Linked DNA regions of Homo sapiens: region 2 is linked to region 1. A link is a loop called in an ENCODE intact Hi-C map of the cell type or tissue named here. Cell type or tissue: PC-3. All regions are shown on one strand. Each heading gives the region's core, and the rest is flanking DNA. Links, peaks and the distances in the headings are about the cores only.

Evidence for each region. Hi-C counts contacts between places; a loop is a spot of excess contacts. Peaks named below come from ENCODE experiments on the same cell type or tissue, not always from the same donor. Only the 100,000 strongest peaks of a DNase experiment are listed, where the experiment ranks them.
Region 2: a loop joins it to region 1, with 5 times the contacts of the local background. A loop is called at or near these places in 32 of 110 quality-filtered maps.

Annotation. Positions count from the first base shown.
Region 1 is chr3:113,047,828-113,056,162 of GRCh38, reverse strand. All of the region lies in intron 1 of NEPRO-AS1 (NEPRO antisense RNA 1), which reads right to left. LOLI1 (lncRNA oncogene in liver cancer 1) reads left to right here. Exons shown (of 3, transcript NR_189285.1): 3 at 4,458-5,250. Among named protein-coding and RNA genes, the nearest start is that of RMP64, 32 kb to the right of the region's middle. RefSeq lists an enhancer at 4,460-4,639. In PC-3, for the core only: a CTCF peak has its summit at 4,781 (motif pointing left); a DNase peak (open chromatin) is centred at 4,762; H3K4me3 peaks cover 414 bases.
Region 2 is chr3:113,623,019-113,631,353 of GRCh38, reverse strand. SIDT1 (SID1 transmembrane family member 1) reads right to left here. Exons shown (of 25, transcript NM_017699.3): 22 at 7,822-7,927; 23 at 7,621-7,731; 24 at 5,139-5,252; 25 at 1,779-3,708. The coding sequence ends at 3,646. It overlaps LOC124909410 (a long non-coding RNA gene), which reads left to right and starts at 7,921. Exons shown (of 2, transcript XR_007096007.1): 1 at 7,921-8,335. RefSeq lists a silencer at 4,301-4,400. In PC-3, for the core only: CTCF peaks have their summits at 4,188, 4,396 (motif pointing right) and 7,901; a DNase peak (open chromatin) is centred at 4,393.

The DNA.
Region 1 (8,335 bases), core at 77-8,076:
TCCAATCCACAAGTCTACTGGCACATCTCCAGCCCTCATACTCACCAACTTCTGCATCCTTTCAATTCTTGAAATGTTCACGTTATTGAAACCTCGTTCCCTCCTGGCTTTTGTAGCACTGTTCCTCAGCTACTCCCTTCCCCACCAGTCCGTCTTCCCTTCTCTTTTCACAGACCCTACCCCTCAGTCATCCCCTAATGATCCTTGGCCTCAGCTAGATGACTGGCTCCCAAACCCTGTCTCCAGGTCCTTCGGCTTCTCTGAGCCTCACTCTCACATTTCCAATTATTTCTGTGATATTTTCCTTGAGGTAGCTCACTGGCTTCTCAAATGCTGACTTTCTTTCTTTCTCCCCCAAGCCTTTATATTTTGATGACCCCAGCACCCACTCAGGATTGGAATGATATTATTCATTCCTCACTCCTCTCTTCCCCTTGCCCCATTTCCAATTAGGCACCCAATCCCATTTCTGTTACTCCAAAATGGTCTTTGCCATCTTTGTTATTATGGTTTCACCTTGCCCTTGAACCACCATGGGTGTCTGATGGTGCATCTTCATTATTTCCCAGCCCAGATGAGTTCATCTTTCTAAAGTTTGACTCTGCTGCTGTCAAAATCCATTCTCTTTCTGAATTTACCCACACTTTTGTCTGGATATTAACTCAGTGTTTTCAAGACAATCTCTGATTTTTCTCTTCAATGTAACAAATTCTTACTCAATACTTAGTATGAGTATGTGCAAGTCACTGTATGAGGAGCTGCAGAAGTAGAAAGAGGAAGAAGTCTTTGCCTTCAAGGAGTACAATCTAACTTTAAGAGGAGACCATTGGGGATAAGACAGAAAGTTAGGAGAGTTAGAAAAGAAGATAAAAAAGCAAGGGCTCTCTCAGAAAGAAGAAACCACAGCATGTGTGTTGCATGTGTGTTTTGTGTGTGTGTGTGAGTGGTGTGTGTGCATGGTGTGTGTGTGTCCAGGACTGTGAAAAGTAGAGGTGGTGTTTGAGGAGGATTTTGACAGGGAGAAAGGAGAGCAGAACTTTCCAGGTGAAGAAAACAATTTCCACAGTGATGTAGAGATGGGAAAATACCATGCATATTTGGAAAAATAGTAATCCAGATTTGTGGGAACATAAGGTCTAGTGAGATCTAGTCTAACCAATTAATCTACATGATGAGAACTAAAATCCACATGTTTCTTTAGGAAATATAGTAAATGGTATAGCTTAGGACTTTGTCTTACACTTTAACAAAGCAGAGTGCTGTATATATTTATTTGTCAGATCACACACACACACACACACACACACTCTCTCTCTCTGTCTCTCTCTCTCTCACAGAGACATGCATGGACAGAAAACCATGCTGGGTAGTATAGTTACACAGACCTTGCTCTTGAGAAATAGCCTCTCGGGAGAAGGAGGGAAGGGTGAATAAATAATTGCAACATCATATGGTCAACACTATTAGTACAAGTAAAGATGTGTGCAATGCCCACAGCAGCCTAGAGGAGGGAAAGTTGGCATAGATTGTAAGGAAAGCTATGTAGGATAGCATTTGATTTAGGCCTTGGAGAATAAATACAAGTTTGTCAATGGAAAGGGGGAAAGCAGGGTGTTTTAGGTCAAGGGAACAGGAGTGAAAGGTGTGTGTGGTGTGGTGGGGGAGTGTGGGTAGAGCTTGAGAAAATGTGTTCATAGCAGGGAAAGTTGTCTTGTGGGACAGAGCAGTAGTCCTCAGTGCTGGTGATTTTGCCCCCCAATGGTTCTTCATGGGGGTGATTTTGCCCCCCAGGGTACATTTGACAATGCCTACAGACATTTTTAAATTGTCACACTCTTGCACGGGGAGGGTATGTTCTACTGGTATCCAGTGGATAGAGGCCAGAGATGCCACTAAATATCCTACAATGCACAGGATAGTTCCTACAACAAAGAATTCTCCCCTTCAAAATGTCAACAGTGCCAAGGTGCAGAAACCTCTGGCTAGAATGTAGTAGTCCCAGAAAGAAGCAGAAGGAAATAAGATTGGAAAGATAGATTGGTGTTAATTTGTAAAATGCCTTAAATGCCATATAATATACTGAAGGTTTCCAGAAAAGGTAAACATTGTATTTTCATTGATTTAATTAGTCTCATTCAATTAAACAATATTTGTTTATAGTATAATTCAATAAAAAGTGATAATGCTTATAGGTGACAAAAGAGAATTTTCTTTACAAAATTCTATAATTTTAAGCCTTGAGGTCATTTGAACAGAGACTTTCTAATGGAAAAGCATCTATTTGAATCCTTTCCCTGGTTAGTAGCTGGATTCCTCTGCCTCCGGCCACTCCTCCTGCCTCCACTCAAGGTATCATGGTTATTCATTGAAGCTTCTGGCTGAGTTGGCCCATAAAGCACAGGGCTGCTCAGGCGGACCTGGTCTCTTTAAGACTGTGACTAGGAACTCATCACTTGTTTAGAGTCACAGCTAGGTGTGGGTTCTCAGGAAAGACTGGCTGTGGTCCAGGACTAATACAAGATGTTTTGAACAGAAGTCTGGGGATCACTTTTTCTAAGCCTTATTTGTGTTGGAAAAGTTGAGTTCATATTATCATCACTTAATTGAGTCCTTTTTTCCCATACTCTTCCATTAGGAACCCCTGCGTCACCCCCTGAGTGGGGTATTAGACCCACTTTATAATGAAGAGGTTGATAATTGGCAGGAAGTTACTTAGGAAATACAGTGCCATCTAAGCCTATTTTCAACCTTTTGAACAAAGGTATCCGCCCAGAAATAATTTCCCAATGTGAAGGGGAGGAAGAAGATTATAGGGCACACCCTTCCTTCAGATTAAAGAAGGCTGCTTACTAAAGTTTGTACACTAGTGGTTCTCAAATCGTTAAGCTCAGGGAACATTTTCAAAATACTGGGATTTCTGATGGCACACTTAATGGGATTAAATGGAATCCACTGTGATTATCATACTACAATGGCATTCATACATTAAAGTTAAAAGGATACAACCTATGTGCCCAGAGAGAAAGAGAGGTTACAATTGAAAAAGTCAGACCATCCTCCCACCTTTCCACTCAGAAAGTGTATGCCCCATGGTAGGTTTGCCAGGTAAAATACAGGAGGCCAAGTTCATTTTGAATTTCAGATACATAATGAATATTTTTGAATATAAGTTTGTCCCATGCTAAACTCATTTATCGGAAATTCAAATGTAACTGAATACCTTGTATTTTTATTTGCTAAATCCAGCAACCCTCCTGAGAGAGCGTTAGATGGGAGTCTTCCATTCATTCCACCAGTATCTGTGCCCACACACTTCTCCTGGGTGAGCTTCTTGCTCCTTTAGATATGATTGTTGTTAACGATGCATACAACATGGCCCCTAAATCCAAGCCAACTACTTCAGCTAGTGTCAACCTAAAGAAATCACAATCTGTGTTAATGCTGGAGGGACTTACTGAGAGACGGTATGTTTGTCTCTGATATGGTACATTCCCTAAGTGTTTTTGTTATTTGGCAAACATTAATTGAGCATCAGAAATGTTCCGGGCACTTAGGATGGAACAAGAAACTAAACATTGCTGTTCTCATGGTGCCTACATACTTGTGGGAGGAGACTGTTCGATGCTCATTTTTATCCCAGAGTTGACCTGAGTTAGATGTGAGTTCATGTATCAGCTGCAACACACTTTAGGACCTTGTTATTTGAATACCTCTGCTTTCTGCCCTGATTATGTTTTCTCGTATATTCCTGAGGCAAAGTTCTTTCTATGCCAGCATCTCCCACAGTAGACCTTATGAAGATAGACAGCAATAAATACTGGTGTAAAAGATAAAGCTTTTAGGAACATGACTCTCTTAACTGAAAACTTTTTGTGTCTTGGCATGTGTGCATGTGCTTATGTGTGTTTGTGAGTATACAGATAATGCACAAATAATGGGTTTCCTGGAAATGTTGGTTGTACAGAGACTATCTTTCTTGATCATTTTTGTCCCCAAAGCAAGCACTTGAAAGAATTCAGTAACAACTTCTTGAGCAGAAAAGATGGCCTCTGCTCAGAGCTTGGTGCAGCAGCAGACACTGAAATGTGGCTTGGCTCTGTCTCTTGGCATAGTTCTAGGGTGTTATGTTCCACGAGAGGCCTTGGAGGGAGGAGGCACTGGTACCTTTTCAGAATCTCGTCAAATCAGGCACAGACTTGCTGGCAGCCACAGCAAAGGGATCTTACTGATCTTTGCCCAACTCTCAGGAGGTAACTGGCAAGACAGAAGAAAGCAAAACAAGCAACCAAATCCGAGGCCTTATAAATTTGACTTGGAAATTTTGTCTCAAGGCTGTCAAAGAGTAGAAATAATGATTTCATTTTCTCCAAGTCCCATTCTTGGGCATTTCGTATTTAACGCAGATAAAACACATTCGAGTACCTATCAACTTTTTTTCTTTCTTTTTTTTTTTTTAGTCTAGCCGTTCTCAGCATCAGGTGACTCTGCTCCTTGAAAATACATTTAAGTGATGCCATTCCTGTCCAAAACCACCACTGACTCCTTCTTCAGAGGGCAAGCCTTGAAATCATGTGCATTTGCCTGTGAGACGTTTCTCCGATTATCTGAAAATCTTCTGCCAGGGATAAGGCGATTTGTCTCCATTCTGTCTGAGGTTGCGGATCTTGGTTTGCAGAGGAGGGCTGCAACGTAGTAGGTTCCTCCACGTGGCTTCTCACTGAAGCCAGAATGACTCATTTAGAGAGTAATCTTGGTGCGGCCTCTTGCTGCCCTCTGGTGGAGAAAACGGGTATTGAACAAGCCATAACGACTGATCTCTGAGGCAAATGCTGTGAAGTGTCAGCGCAAAGGTCCACGGGGAATAATTACACTTCAAGCTATTATCTAAATGAACGGAGTTCATCTAAATGAATGGAGTTGGAACGGTTGTTCTATGAGAATCTGATTTCTCAGCAAGAGAAGTTTTAATTCCATCCCCTTTTTATTTCTGTTTGCTGCGAACTGGTTTCTCATTTCTCCACACTTGCTCTTCCTTTTCGTGAACAATCATTTTGTGTATTTTGAGATCATTATAAAATTCTTGTACGCTCATTTTAAAACATTTCCAGAAAGTGAAAGTCAGCATGTGACCCAGGAAAATTCTAATTCTTAAAACACTCAAGACTCTAAACTAGGGTTTAGACCTATATATTCAGATCTAATTCCAAACCAAAATTCATTTCAGAAGTTTAAATAAAACGTATTAGTCTTATGCCTTCTGAGTCTTTGATTCAAATGAGAGGCTTCTTTTTTTATTTTTTTATTTTATTATTATTATACTTTAAGTTTTAGGGTACATGTGCACAATGTGCAGGTTAGTTACATATGTATACATGTGCCATGCTGGTGTGCTGCACCCATTAACTCGTCATTTAGCATTAGGTATATCTCCTAATGCTATCCCTCCCTCTTTCCCCCACCCCACAACAGTCCCCAGAGTGTGATGTTCCCCTTCCTGTGTCCATGTGTTCTCATTGTTCAATTCCCACCTATGAGTGAGAACATGTGGTGCTTGGTTTTTTGTCCTTGTTGCGATAGTTTACTGAGAATGATTATTTCCAATTTCATCCATGTCCCTACAAAGGACATGAACTCATCATTTTTTATGGCTGCATAGTATTCCATGGTGTATATGTGCCACATTTTCTTAATCCATTCTATCCTTGTTGGACATTTGGGTTGGTTCCAAGTCTTTGCTATTGTGAATAGTGCCACAATAAACATACATGTGCACGTGTCTTTATAGCAGCATGATTTATAGTCCTTTGGGTATATACCCAGTAATGGGATGGCTGGGTCAAATGGTATTTCTAGTTCTAGATCCCTGAGGAATCGCCACACTGACTTCCACAATGGTTGAACTAGTTTACAGTCCCACCAACAGTGTAAAAGTGTTCCTATTTCTCCACATCCTCTCCAGCACCTGTTGTTTCCTGACTTTTTAATGATTGCCATTCTAACTGGTGTGAGATGGTATCTCATTGTGGTTTTCATTTGCATTTCTTTGATGGCCAGTGATGGTGAGCATTTTTTCATGTGTTTTTTTGGCTGCATAAATGTCTTCTTTTGAGAAGTGTCTGTTCATATCCTTTGCCCACTTTTTGATGGGGTTGTTTGTTTTTTTCTTGTAAATTTGTTTGAGTTCATTGTAGATTCTGGATATTAGCCCTTTGTCAGATGAGTAGGTTGCGAAAATTTTCTCCCATTTTGTAGGTTTCCTGTTCACTCTGATGGTAGTTTCTTTTGCTGTGCAGAAGCTCTTTAGTTTAATTAGACCCCATTCGTCAATTTTGGCTTTTGTTGCCATTGCTTTTGGTGTTTTAGACATGAAGTCCTTGCCCATGCCTATGTCCTGAATGGTAATGCCTGTTTGAAGATGACATGATTGTATATCTAGAAAACCCCATTGTCTCAGCCCAAAATCTCCTTAAGCTGATAAGCAACTTCAGCAAAGTCTCAGGATACAAAATCAATGTGCAAAAATCACAAGCATTCTTATACACCAATAACAGACAAACAGAGAGCCAAATCATGAGTGAACTCCCATTCACAATTGCTTCAAAGAGAATAAAATACCTAGGAATCCAACTTACATGGGATGTGAAGGACCTCTTCAAGGAGAACTACAAACCGCTGCTCAAGGAAATAAAAGAGGATACAAACAAATGGAAGAACATTCCATGCTCATGGGTAGGAAGAATCAATATCGTGAAAATGGCCATACTGCCCAAGGTAATTTATAGATTCAATGCCATCCCCATCAAGCTACCAATGACTTTCTTCACAGAATTGGAAAAAACTACTTTAAAGTTCATATGGAACCAAAAAAGAGCCCACATCGCCAAGTCAATCCTAAGCCAAAAGAACAAAGCTGGAGGCATCACACTACCTGACTTCAAACTATACTACAAGGCTACAGTAACCAAAACAGCATGGTACTGGTACCAAAACAGAGATATAGATCAATGGAACAGAACAGAGCCCTCAGAAATAACGCTGCGTATCTACAACTATCTGATCTTTGACAAACCTGAGAAAAACAAGCAATGGGGAAAGGATTCCCTATTTAATAAATGGTGCTGGGAAAACTGGCTAGCCATATGTAGAAAGCTGAAACTGGATCCTTTCCTTACACCTTATACAAAAATTAATTCAAGATGGATTAAAGACTTAAACGTTAGACCTAAAACCATAAAAACCCTAGGAGAGGCTGTCTTCTTAAGACTTTTGCATACAAGTTACATTTCAAGAGAATACGCTTATTTTTTAAGCTCTAAACATGAGAAAATTCTCAAAAAGTATATCCAGGTAGAAGCATGCAATTTTAATTAAAATCTACTACTACTCTTCTTAGAATCAAGGAAAAATTTTGGAGACTAGAATGAGATATTAACACATTATGCATCAGTGTATGACTGATCTTTCAAATGCGTTCCAGTGCCCTCTAGAGCTGTTGTGCTTTTTGAATTAAGAAATTCTTCTTTTTTTTAAAATTTTTATTTTTTTGAGATGGAATTTCGCTCTTTTTGCCCAGGCTGGAGTGCAATGGCATGATCTTGGCTCACCGCAACCTCTACCTCCCAGGTTCAAGCGATTCTCCTGCCTCAGCCTCCAGAGTAGCTGGAATTATAGGCATGCGCCATCACGCCTGGCTAATTTTTGTGTATTTTCAGTAGATATGGGGTTTCTCCATGTTGGTCAGGCTGGTCTCAAACTCCCGACCTCAGGTGATCTGCCTGCCTCGGCCTCCCAAAGTTCTGGGATTACAGGCGTGAGCCACTGCACTCAGTCTGAATTAAGAAATTCTTAATGCCAGGTTAGTGATAGGTTCCTATAGGAAGGATTTTTTATTCATGAGTTAATTCATTTGGTTTTTATTCAACAAGTATTCCCTGAGCACCCACATGCCAGCACTATGGAAGATGAATTCATCACCTGCATGAAGGTGCTTACAGAGCTGAGAGTAAATGTCTTGAGAACAAGGCAGACCATGGGCAGCTCACAAGAGAGGTAGAGGTAAAACGAGATCAGAATTCAGAGATGAGGGCTGGGTGCGGTGGCTCATGCCTGTAATCCTAGCACTTTGGGAGGCCGAGGCGGGTGGATCACTTGAGGCCAGGAGTTCGAGACCAGCCTGGCCAACAGGGTAAAACCCCATCTCTGCTAAAGATACAAAAATTAGCAGGGCATGGTAACACGTACCTGTAATCCCAGCTACTCAGGAGGCTGAGGCAGGAGAATCTCTTGAACCCGGGAGGCTGAGGTTGCAGTGAGCCAAGATCACACCACTGCACTC
Region 2 (8,335 bases), core at 219-8,218, 580 kb before region 1:
CAGAGACTGTTTTGTCACCTGCAGGCTGAAGCGTTCTCCTTAGCTGAAGATGCAAGCTTGCCCTACAGAATGTTTGGTAATCAGGGTGGGAAGGGAGGGAAACATTTGCACGTGGCATTCCCTGAAATAGGGTTGTAATAGCTACTTGAGAGGAGAAAACCTAGGTTTTTCTTGAGATTCCCAGGGCAGAGACAGCAGTGATGAGGTGTCACATTATAAACAGCCAGGCTTTCCCACTTGGCCCTAGCTTTGGAAGCATTTTTTTTTCATCTCAGTTGGAATAAGGATATTCAGGGCCAGAGTCAGAGAAATGCAGCTACAAAGGACAAGGATGGGGGTAGGGATGAGAAGAGGCTGAACAGCTGTGGGCAGTGTCTCTGAAGATGAAGAGGCCTCCCAACCTGTTCAGGGCCTGGAGCTGAGGACAGGAAACGAAACAGTTGGTTTCAATGAAGAGCCCCTGGAGGAGAGAGATCCCAGACTGGCTGATGGATCCACTCTTGCCCTGCCTCCCTGTGGGATTCAGGAGGGTGAGCTGAGGATCCTGTCTGCGTGAGCACTGCTCCTGGTACCCTGCACACCTCCACCTTTGCCATTCTCACGTAGAATCATGGAGGTGTGCCAGCTGAGGATCTGAGAGTTTCAGTCACTTCCCCAAGGGCACATAGCGAGTAGGTGGACTCCAGAATCTTCCGCAGATTGTACTGTTCCTTCTGTGAATAGTGTTTATCTTTGTTCCTCCCTTTCCCATGAGTTTTGGATAGAGACTATCACCCATATTGAGGAGGATTTGGGTATTTGATTTACCGACACATGCATGTTGTGACCCCACAGAACCTTCTGGTGGGTGCCTGGAGTTACGAAGAGAGGAGCTGCCATTTTCTTTGCCCCGAGGAGCTGGCTCGGTGACCTCCTTCAGTCATGGAAAGTCCCTTCCCCAGATAGAGTCCAGCATTCCACTGGCTTCTCCTGCTGCTAAAATAAAACCGGGCGAATCCCTCAGTAAACCGTGGAGCATAAAGAGGTGGGGCTGCTTCTCCAGCATTTGTCAGGGGTGTGAAGAGGTCATTTTTTATGTGCACAGCTTTGCTTCTCTGGCTGCTACACCTCTGTCCTGCTCCAGCTGAACTGCTCTTATTACTTCTGTGCTTACTTTGCCAAGAGCCTCTTCACAGTGACTGCTTTTCTCCGGTTACGCTCCTGTTGAACCCGGCTTTCTCAGTCACTCTTCCTTTCCCTTTTAAAGAGTGAAGTCCATGAACCCAGGCAAGAGTTAGCATAGACACTGTCCTACAGAAATGGCTCGTTAAGCTCTTTAAGCTCTCTGTGCTCCCCTCTGCCCCAGCCCTTGTGTAAATCCTACAGATGCAGCTGAATGACTTTATGTCCTCCAACCGTGAGACTGGCGCTGTGGAAAGAATTAGCAACATGTACATTTAGAACTGATATTTGTAAAAACAAGCTTGGTCTGGATTTTCGGTACTGTTGCAGGAACAAAACTGACCACAGTGTGTGCGTTTGTAGCACAAGACAGACGTGATCAGAAAACAGTGAAGGCTTCAGCAGCACAGTCCACCCTTTCCTCCAGGGCCCTTTCCCCATTTCCGCTCACATCTTCCCAAACAAGCTACCAAACAGGTTATGCATCTGAAAATTTATTCGCTTCAGCCACAGGGCGACTTGAATGGACTTTGTTGTTCACATTTCCTCCCTTGGTCTTCTGTGGATTAGAAACCATAGTGCGTTAAGATAAAGAAATTAGGTCAAACTAGCCATAGTGAAACAGGTTCAAATTTTTATTTTTTTTTATTTTTTAAGAGATGGGGTCTCACTCTGTCATCCAGGCTGGAGTGCAGGGGCACAATCATAGTTCACTGCGGCGTCAATCTCCTGGGCTCAAGTGATCCTCCTGCCTCAGCCTCCCAAAGTGTTGGGATTACAGGCGTGAGCCACTGTGCCCTGCCAAAAAGTTTTTTACATGTTGGATTAACACAACCATTTAATTGGTGGCCTTCATATGGTCAATGGAAGCCAACACTGCTTAAAGAATAAGGAATAACAGAAGGCTAAGTACACATTTGGGGACTTTAAAAAAATCACAAAATATTTCATTGAAAGCAACTTTGTGTTTTTAAAATCAGGAAAAGCTTGCTGTTCAAACTTCTAAAATGGGTTTTTGAACACAATGCAAATAGTTTAGAGAAAGAATAATAATTTAAAAAAATGCCTGATCCATTTCTCTAACGAATGATCAGGAAAGCAGAGGCAAGAGGTGACTTTAATTTCACAAGCAAATACATACGCATGTGCACATTTATACGTCTATTTTCTGATTACGTCATACTCCAGGCAACAAGGGGGCCTGGTCAATGTAGAACTTCTCAGACACAGAGCTGCCAGACAGTGTGAGAGTGGAACCCAGATGCTGAGCTTGCCAACACCTTACTGGGGAGAGAATGTCAGGTGCAACCGAGAGACAACATTAGATTAGCTGTGCACTTTGCAAGAAGAGGGGAAGAGGACAATACGTTCATCCTGAGAGCTGCTTCTGAGAACCTCAGGGAAGAAGTCTAGAACCCTGATCTACATAAAGTGACAGATGACGGACTCGCTGTGGAGGACTCCTGAAGTAGTGTCCCTGATTAGAATGCTGATTTCTTCCCCAAAGGTGATGTGGGCACAGAACTGAGCTGTGTGAATGGGAGGCCAAATAAGCTCTGCTGAATTTGCTCTGGCAGCCCAAGTCCTTAAGGTGAGGCCTGTCTGGCTGCTGCTGCTGTTACCAGTCTTTTAGTATGGTTAGTCATTTCTCTTGTTCCTGCTGCTGTTAAAAGAGCTTTTCCTGTTTTTCCTTCTGCCTTGAAGCTGGCCAGACATCTGTGGAGTGACAGGGCCTTTCCAAGAAGGCAGAGTCAGAGTGATGAGGTCCACACAGGTCAGTGAGATGAAGACACGAAGGAATATGTAAGCACCCAGGACTCGGTCCCAGTGACAGTTACTTGTTAAGAGGAATGTGTGACAAACCCCACTCCTGAGCCCTTCTGATGGCATCAGAAACCTGGGGGAAATATACAGAGTTTCTTCTGGGAGGTGACTAGCTGGTGCCATTAAAACATCTATCCCAGTAGGGCAGGGCCTGGGGTCACCTCCCCGCCATATTCTAAAGAATCACATCCTCTTGCTGGAGCAGCAGGTGTTGCAGAGGTGTGAAGGGGGCCAACACAGTTTCTGGGCAGGAAGTCCAAGCTGCTGGCCTTTCTGGGCAGGGTGACAACTGGAGGGAAGTGTGCAGCAGCATTCTGCCATTGCTGGCAAGTCTCCGTGAGGGTGGGAGGGACCCCAAGATGGTGAGTTGACTTGGATGCAGTGCCTATCCCTGTTGCACTCCCAAAGCTGCAGATGGAAGGAGCAAGTGTTTCTCAGCTCCTCAGGTTTGCGTCTGTCCTCAAAACATGGCTCCCCTTCTGCCTCCTTTCTTGCAGGTTTAAATCTCCCGCAGCCCCTCTCCTTCCTGTGTGAATGCAGAGTTGGCTCTACAGAGGGTGAGTGGAGCATCTGGCAGTGGTTACTTTGCTGTGGTCACTGTAATTTTTGTGAAACAGCACCAAGATTGATCGCTCCCTCCCCTCTCTTAATGTTGGAGGTTCAGAAGACAGGGATCTGGTCTCTCCGAACCACATCAAGGTCATCATCCAAAGTTAACAAAACCTGAAGTGAGAGGGACAGAGAAATGAAAGGAATGGACAGTCACTGTCACACTAAGTCCTGTTTTCTCTCTGAGATGCACACAGACTGGAAACTGTTAGTTCCCTCTCATTCTCATGCCTTCTGCAGCTCTCTGCAATCCTTTGCTCTTAATAGGCACTTATTATAATTATACAATTCATTTGTCAATTAAATATTCATGAAGGTTTATGATGTGCTATTCCAGATGCTATGGAGATATAGTTGGTAATGAAAGAGACAAAAATCCCTATTCTCCATGTAGCTTACATTCTAAAGAGGGCTTTAGACGTGAAACAAATACATGAGTAAAATATAGCATGTTAGATAGTAATAAGTGCTAAGGATAGAAGTTAAATAAGGGAGGAAATACAGGAAGTATCAGGTGTGGGGAGGTAAAAAATTTTGATAGGGTGGCCTGGGAAGTCATTACTTAGGGGACATTTAGGTCAAGAGTCAAAGGAATAAAGTCCTGTTGGATAGAGTATTGCTATATAAGAAATGTACCCTCCTCCTCCATTTCTAGTTCATTTGACTACTACTGCCCCACGTGGAATCTTTAGTTCCACTTTTGCTGTCTCTGTCTCTCTCATGAAGGTGACGATCAAAAGTAAAAGACGTAAGGACTGTTTATACAGATTGGCCAAGCTTCCCAAACTGGCCACTAGAGGATAGCCCTGCTCCACTCTTGAAGTCATATGGCCTGCCTGAGCCCGCTTTGCGTGGAGCCCGGGCATCTAGTAGGTCTGGAGCCCGGGAGTCTAGTAGGGTTGTTAATTGTCAATTGAACCTGCCTACAGGCACCATGGACTTTTAATTGGGAAAAATCAAAGTTAGGATTAAAGGATGGAACTATAATCCAGGGTTGATATAAATACTCATGGCTTCTGAGAAAGGGTTGGGGCAAAAAAATAGAGAAACTACAGGAGAGATTTGGGACAGACTGGTCAGAAGGCAACAGACACGTGGCTGCTACCCCAAGCCACTTAAGGAATATGTAAAATATTTGTGAAATATTCAGGGAGACTGGAGGAGGAGGAGGAGGAGGAGGAATGTGAGTATGGCATAAGAAGGAATAACCCAATGTTATCGGAATTGCTAAAAGTGGTTCCTGGGGGAATTCTGGGCATGTGGGTCTAATAACCAATTCAGAACAAACGTGCTGTGCAACTTAGGGAAAGTAATTTTGTCCCTCTGTGTCTAAAGATATTGAAGAGTAAAAGAAAAACTAAAGATCTAACCAAAGGATATAAAATTTATGAAAGAAATAAGATGGTCTGTACATTGAATTACAAGGAGGAAATGGAAAGTAAAATTAGAGAGGAATATAAAAAAAAGTAAGGAAGAGCAGAAGAAAAAGAGAGTACAAGATGTAAAGAGAGAAGAAAGTCACAAAAAGATAGATATGAACTCACCAAGAATGAGAAAAACAGAGCAGTAGCAGAGAGGAAGTGCCAGATGTCATGGTCATCGAAGAAATCCAGCAGAATGCACTCGCGGTTCTTCTCCCGGGATTCGGCCGGAGTTCCCTGGAGGAAGGTGAGGCAGGACATGGGCAAGATTCCCACAGTTCAACTGTTCAAAGAGTTGAACGTCCAGAAAGCCACAAAAACGCTACTAGATGTCTGGTTCGAAAAGTTAGCTTCCAAGAAAACATCCATCCACACAAAAACCTGTACACAAAGACCTCAAAAGCACAGGCAACCAAAGCAAAAATAGAGAAGCGAGATTACATCAAGCTACGAAGCTTCTGCACAGCAAAGGAAATGACGAACAAAGTGAAGAGACAACCCACAGAATGGGAGAAAATATTTGCAAACTATCCATCTGACAAGAAATTAATAACCAGAATATATAAGGAGCTGAAAGAACTGTAAGGGAAAAAAAATCCAATTTAAAAATGGGCAAAAGATCTGAATAGACATTTCTCAAAAGAAGACATACAAATGGCAAACAGGCATATGAAAAGGTGCTCAACATCATTGATCATCAGAGAATGCAAATCAAAACTACAATGAGATATCATCTTACCCCTGTTAAAAAGGCTCGTATCAAAAAGACAGGCAATAACAGATGCTGGCGAGGATGTGGAGGAAAGGGAACTCTCACACACTGTTGGTGGGAATGTAAATTAGTACAGCCACTGTGGAGAACAGTTTGGAAGTTCCTCAAAAAACTAAAAATAGAGCTATGGCCGGGTGTGGTGGCTCACACCTGTAATCCCAGGACCATGGGAGGCAGAGGCAGGTGGATCGCCTAAGGTCAGGAGTTTGAGACCAGCCTGGCCAACATGGTGAAACCCCGTCTCTACTAAAAATACAAAAAAATTAGCTGGGCACGGTGGTGGGCGCCTGTAGTCCCAGCTACTCAGGAGGGTGAGGCAGGAGAATCACTTGAACCTGGGAGGTGGAGGTTGCAGTGAGCCGAGATTGCGCCATTGCACTCCAGCCTGGGAGACAGAGGGAGACCCCGTCCCCCCGCCCCCCCAAAAAAAAGAAAGAAAGAAAAAAATAGAGCTACCATATGATCCAGCAATTCTACTACTTGATATATATCCAAAAGAAAAGAAATCAGTATGTCAAAGAGTTATCTGCACTCCCATGTTTATTACAGCACTGTTCACAATAGGCAAAATATGGAATCGATCTAAGTGCCCATCAACAGAGGTATGGACAAAGACAATATGATACACATATCTACATAGACAATGTACATACACCTACAAACACAATAAAATACTATTCAGCCATAAAAAAGAATAAAATCCTGCCATTTGCAGCAACACGTATGGAACTCGAGGCCATTATGTTAAGTGAAATAAGTGAAGCACAAAATGACAAATATTGCATGTTCTCACTCATATGAGGCAGCTAGAAAAGTGGATCCCGTGAAGACAGAGAATAGTTTGGTGGTTACCAGAGTCCAGGAAGGGTGGGGGGAGAGGGAGATGAGGGGAAAAACCAAAGAATATACATGTATTTATGACCACTGAACTGCACATTTTAAAATGGTAACGATGGTAAATTTTATATGTATATTTTACCTCAAGGAAAAAACTTGTACACAAATATTCACAGCAGCATCACTCATAATGACACAAAAATAGAAACAATCCAACTGTCCATCAACTGATGAGCAGGTAGATAAAATGTGATATATCAGTACAACGGAATATTTTTCAGCAATGAATAGACATGAAGTACTATGTATGTTACAGCATGCTTGAACCTAGGACACATTAAGTGAAAGAAGCCAGACACAAAGGCCGTGTATTGTGTGATTCCATTTACATGAAATGTCCAGAATAAGCAAATATACAGAGACAAAAGGTAGATTTAGTAGTTGCTTAGGGGTAAGGGGTTAGCGAGAAATGAGGAGTGAATGCTGATGCATATGAGGTTTCTTTCCGGAGTGACAGAAATGTTCTAAAATCTATTGTGGTAACTGTTCTGATGGAATGCTAAGACTTCTTCCTGTTCTGTGCCTCAGATATACCACTAATTTCCTAGGCTTCGGCTCTGTTATCTATGGACTGGATGTAATGACACTCAGCTTGGGTATTTGTTGATGGATGGAGATTATGAGAAAGATGAGAAGATGAACTACTCAAGGCTTTTGACCGCGTTAAGCATCCACTGGGACCAGCGTCGTAATACAACATGCAATGAAGACCAAGTTTGCAATGTCTGTAGTACTTACAGATTTATAAAGTGCCACCCTGAGAATGATAACGCATGCAGTTATTGTGCATTTGTGTGCGGCTATTAAAAACCATCCCTGGTAGAGAAAACTTTCATTTTAGACACTGTGAAAACACATTAAGAGAGGGAGGTAGAAAGGCCAAAATGGCAAGTTGGAGAGAGAGGTTGTTTTTGGATAAGAAAACTGGCCTCTTACCTCCCAGCTGCTGAGATTCTGGAAGAAAAAATATAGGGCGGCAGCCCACATCACAGCGGTGGCCACGATGCAGAAGAGCGGGACTGGGAGGACCTTTTCAGAGCTGCGGAGCTGTGGGAGGAGAAGCAGATGCGGCCTCACGCGACCCCGCCTTCGCCTGCCCGAGGGCCCGAGGTAGCCGCTCCCGGCACCCGCTCTTACCTTCATGATGATGTAAAAGGCCAGGTACAGCAAAAGGTTACAGATGAAGATGCCCAGCATGTAGGAAGCAAAGTCCCTGGGGCGGTATATCAATCCAAAGAGGGCGCTGCAGGCGTGGGAGAAATGTGGGCAGCCGTGAAGGTGGATTTGTAACACTATTGGCTTTTCCAATCCCCCAGTCCCTTGAGGGGGAAGGGGCAGGTTCTTTTTTTTTTTTTAACTTTTATTTTTAGTTCATTTTATTTTTTTTTAAACTCTTACCTCTGATGGAACAGTAGATTTTTAAAAAAATACTTTAACATATAAGTATCTTTTTTTTTTTTTTTTTTTTTTTTTTTTTAAGAGTTGGGGTCTCATTCCCTCACTCAGGCTAGAGTGCAATGGCACCATCACGGCTCACTGCAACCTCCACATCCTGGACTCAAGCGATCCTTCCACTTCAACCTCTCTGGTATCCGGGACTACAGATGCATGCCACCACTTCCAGCTAACTTTTAAAATTTTTTTTGTAGAG